2 separate regions of the Homo sapiens genome follow, and region 2 is linked to region 1. Evidence: chromatin loops called from intact Hi-C (ENCODE). Cell type or tissue: adrenal gland. All regions are shown on one strand.

Region 1 (2,500 bases):
CCAGTGTGTGTTGTTCCCTTGTGCCCATGTGTTCTCACCAGTTAGCTCCCACTTATAAGTAAGGATATGCAGTATTTGGTTTTCTGTTCCTGTATTAGTTTGTTAAGGATAATGGCCTCCAGCTCTATCCATGTTCCTGCAAAAGACGTGATCTCTTTCTTTTTTGTGCCTACATAGTATTCTGTGGTGTATATGTACCTCATTTTCTTTATCCAATCTGCCACTGACAGGCATTTAGGTTGATTCCATGTCTTTGCTATTGCACACACATTATTTTTACATAACTGGGATCATATGAGAGCCCCAACTTTGTATCTTATTTCATTTAACATTATATTTCAGTATGTACCTATATCATTCAATTCTTTAAAAAGATTTTAAATATCTACATATATACCTATCTAAGCATTTTCCTACTTGGACATATAAAATGTTTGCAATATTTCACATGTAATATATGTGTGTGTATATATATATATATAATATATAGCACATATATGTGTTACAAGCACATAATAAAATGAAAGATATAATTTTATATAAATACTGTCTCTAACTTCTATGAGTTCCTCAAGGAGGGAAACTATTCCTTTTCATCTTATTCACCTATCACAATGAGCACACAGATGCTAAACAATAATTTGTTAAATGAATGAATGAATAAAAATGGCATTCAAAGATTTTAAGTAGTGATATAATTACGAGTTTTCTTTCTACTATAAAAGCCTGTTGCAATGATTACATTTTACTTATATTTAAAACAAAACACATACTTCCAATAAGAGAAAGTGTTTATTTAAAAAAGTTTTTTCAAACTTTCTCCCCATGTTCCAAGATAATGTAAAAACCATACACCAAAGCATTAGTTATACTTCATCTCATATTAATCTTATGCTTGCTTAGTTCTTAGTTGTCCATTTTCTGGTTTTTAATAATTATTTTACAATCTGCCATTGCCTCAGACCAGGATATAACAGCAATATAGAAATCTTAAAATTCTTCACAGTTAAATGTCTTACAGTCAGTCTATCAAGTGCTTTTAAAGCATATGATTCCAAAGTTTTTAGTTATTTGGCAAATTCTATACTGCATTTGACTTTGATGAAAGTATACAATTTTTATAACATCACATAGAGAAAACCTCCATTATAAAGATGGATCCAAAAAAAAGATACGTAAGTTTGGAAAAGCCAACGGCTAAAGACTTTGAAACATTTCAACCAACAGGGGGAGATATATAATATGACAAGAAGCTGAGGGTGATTTCTACAAATTTGCTGTAATTTATAGTCTACCACCACTTATTGAGTAAAAATGAACTTAGTTAATCGTTTAATTTTTTAATAATAAAAAGTTGTTTCCATTCCACAGCCCACATATAATTGGTAGGATTACTGAAGATGATCACTGAAGGTATACAACACTGTGTTTAGCAAACTGTAATGTTAAAAGCAGTTAGTTCCTCTGTTCCTTTCTCTCCTTTCAGAAACAAGATCTTTAAAAATCTAACAAACTAGAAAAATAGTTTTTATTTTGTGTTCACTGTGATAGATAATAAGATGAATAATAGTTTCTGTCTTTGAGAAACTCATAGCTGTTATATATTTATAGAAAATTATTTTTTACTTTATTATGTGCGTGTAAGTAAAATATTGAAAACTTTATAAGGTTATAATTTAAAAGTAGTATCCTCTAATTTAAAAGCAGTATCCTCTATAGTGGTAAAAACAAAGACATAGTCCCTGGCTTCATGGAGCTTACCAAAAAAATCATTATTTTCTTCTAAGAAAATAATCTTATGTCTACTATAACTACTGTTATAGCTACAAAGTGAGCATGCTAGTTCATAGCAAAATAGAAGGTAATGTGAAGAAACTTGTGAATATAAACTCTGGCTTTGAACTATTATCTTTTGCTTAGAATTCTAGCAATTTCTGCTCTTAGTTTTTTTCACCATTAATTGCATCTCCCACCAACCCACCCCACAAATACAGTCTCCAATTAGCTAAAGATTTCATTTTATGTTTATGGTTATTTAAAAATGAGGTCTGTAAATAGGACTTAAAATAAGTATACTGAATATCACACCATACCTGTATAAGTCTGCTTCTGGTTGCTGGCATTCTATTACAGCTACTAGAGTGTCCAAATTGGCAACTGTTTGTAATAATGCTGTTTCTGGAACTGCCACATGTGTCTGAAAAAAATGAATTAAACTGTAGAGTTTTCAGATCCAAATTGCGACCTTCAATATCAGTTATTTCAAATCTCTTTTATAGGTAAAGTAATGGCATACTGTACTTGAGATCACTCAGCTAGACAACAGAAGAGAAAGAAACATGTAAAATAAACAAGGGGCAAAGGAAGCTACTATCATTACCTGTCTAAAGAGGCCATTTGCACATAAGGAAATTAAGTCTGTGTGCATAGTCACTATTACTTTATCATAAGTAATTTAATAGGAAAAACTGTGAATTTTCACCTTTGATTACCCTCTGAA
Region 2 (2,500 bases), 110 kb after region 1:
ATACAGTGGGCCCCAGTGAAACAGTGGGCATTAATAAGCACATTCCTTTCCCTTTAAGTGTACTAAGATAGGGAAGCTAAAAGCAGACTTGAGGGGTATGCCTGCAGCTGCAAGAAGATGTATGGGAACAGACACAGAAACTCTCCCTTCCAGATAGATTAGGCAAGACAAAGAAACACAGACTAAAAGTCAGCCTATGTGGCCCAGAAATGGGATGAGAGCTGATAAAACCTCTGGTCGATACAGATAGCACATCTGGTCCCAACTGAACCGTCAGGCCCTGGGAGGATAAGACATCCCCTCCTCATGAGCCCCCTCCTCACTAGGGCATTTATAAAAACCCTGACATTTTTGCTATACCTTGGCAACCCGCTCAGGACCCCTCTCTGTAACAGAGAGCTGTTCTTTCCTTTTATCTATGAAACTCCTGCTCCAAACTCTGTCTGTGTGTGTGTCTGTGACCTCAATCTCCTTGGCTGTAAGACCAAGAGCCTTGGTATTTACCCCCCAGACAATGAGGGTGCTTCATTTTGGGGGCCCATCTGGGATTTGAAGGTGAATTCATCGGAAGGGTGAGTAGGGGAGCGGACTCTGTCCTTTCACTTCCGAGGCTTCTCAGCCTCAGTTTTTTATTCTCTCAAAGAACTATCGAAAACACTGGGCATCTGATGGCCGATTAAGGAACCACGAGAGCCTGCCGCCGGTCTTAAAGACTCATGTGAGGCTTGCTGGGGAGGACCTAGTCAATCCCCCGGTGCCCTCAGAGTGCTGGGAATGTTGGCTGTGTCCAAACTTTTGTTTGTTTGTTTGTTTTGTTTTGTTTTCACGGACAGCCTGGCTGTGGTGCTGGAATAGGTCTTGGAGCAACTGAGAATTTCTGGCCAGGGCCACACCCTGGTGTTATTCAAAAGGTTCCTGGACTGATCCCAGGCTCCGTCCGCCCGACTGGGTGTCAGCCACAGGATCTCCAGGCTTTCCTATCGCAAATTTTATTTTTCTCCTTTCCTTTCCGGCAGTCACCATACCTCCCATCCTCTCTCTCTATGCAATGCTGCGGGAGTTTTTACAGCCCAGGGAAATAATTCAATTAGGCAGGCTTAGCAACCACCTTAGCAACCAGGAATGCAGGTCAAAGGATTGATGTTTTTGTGACTCTTTACAGACAGGAGGATTTCATGATCCAGATCTCAGACTCTAACTCCTAACCATAGCACTTCCTGGGGTTGGGTGGGAGGTTACTTTCCCCCCAGTAAAAGCCCCTCTGTCCACCTAGGCTATTTCTTTTCCCATATGAGGAGCCAGCACTGCCCAGTCGGACTGGATAGTCCCTCTAGGACGCGAATTAACTTTCTCCTGCTAGGAGGTATGCTGTGGGGACAGCTTGCCACAGGTCAAACTTCTCTCTCTGTCCTTTGTTTAAAGAGCATACAGAGGCAAAGTTACTGCCTGGTGTTCCACTAGCATCACCTAGTAGAATGGGAATCCTCTCCAGGGGGAAACTTGCCTGCCGTTTGCCAAAAGCCTCTAGCTTTCCAGTTCTTCTCCCTTTTATGCCCCTCTAATAGAGACCAAACCTTATGCCCCCTCTGCGAGTGGTAGAGACCAAACCTTATGCCCCCTCTAATAGAGACCAAACCTTATGCCCCCTCTGCGAGCGGGAGAGACCAAACCTTATGCCCCCTCTGCGAGCGGGAGAGACCAAACCTTATGCCCCCTCTGTGAGCGGGAGAGACCAAACCTTATGCCCCCTCTAATAGAGACCAAAACTTATGCCCCCTCTGCGAGCGGAAGAGACCAAACCTTATGCCCCCTCTGCGAGCGGGAGAACTCTGCTTTCAGCAGTGAGGAGGAACATATCCTCCAAATCCGAATTTTAGTCTCAATACTCTATTAGCAGGAAGGCCACCATATGACCCTTATGTTCTCTTAAGACACCTATTTTACCTAAAACTATAATGGCATCTAAGTAGAAAGGGGGTTTATTTTTATTTTATTTCATTTTTTTGAGACGAAGTCTCTCTCTTTTCCCCCATTCTGGAGTGCAATGGCGCAATCTCAGCTCACTGCAACCTCCGCCTCCCGGGTTCAAGCAATTCTCCTGCCTCAGCCTCCCGAGTACCTGGGATTACAGGTGCATACCACCACACCCAGCTAATTTTTTTGTATTTTAAGTAGAGACGGGGTTTCACCATGTTGGCCAGGCTGGTCTTGAACTCCTGACCTCAGGTGATCCGCCCGCCTCGGCCTCCCAAAGTGCTGGGATTATAGGCATGAGCCACTGCGCCCGGCCAGAAAGGGGATTTTATGTCGGGAAGTTGACTGGAACCACCACCTAAGAATAATTTCTCTAGTCCGGGCAGTAGTAGCAGAGTACAAAGCTCAGTCCCAGTGCACTGAGTACAAAGCACAGGGAGTCCCAGTGCACTCCCTCCATTAAGGGGCCTTGCTCAAAGCAACTGTTACATAATCTCTCCCGAGACCCATCCATCAAGGAGCCACA

The links. A loop is a pair of places that touch in the nucleus more often than their neighbours do. Peaks named below come from ENCODE experiments on the same cell type or tissue, not always from the same donor. Only the 100,000 strongest peaks of a DNase experiment are listed, where the experiment ranks them.
Region 2: it touches region 1 in a loop (5-fold over the local background); 86 of 110 quality-filtered maps call a loop at or near these places.

Annotation. Positions count from the first base shown.
Region 1 is chr3:182,836,768-182,839,267 of GRCh38, reverse strand. ATP11B (ATPase phospholipid transporting 11B (putative)) reads right to left here. Exons shown (of 30, transcript NM_014616.3): 7 at 2,094-2,197. Among named protein-coding and RNA genes, the nearest start is that of ATP11B, 45 kb to the right of the region's middle. In adrenal gland, a CTCF peak has its summit at 1,224 (motif pointing right); no DNase peak of the experiment used is centred here.
Region 2 is chr3:182,724,404-182,726,903 of GRCh38, reverse strand. No RefSeq gene overlaps it. Among named protein-coding and RNA genes, the nearest start is that of ATP11B-DT, 68 kb to the left of the region's middle. In adrenal gland, no CTCF peak of the experiment used is centred here; a DNase peak (open chromatin) is centred at 983; H3K4me3 peaks cover 445 bases.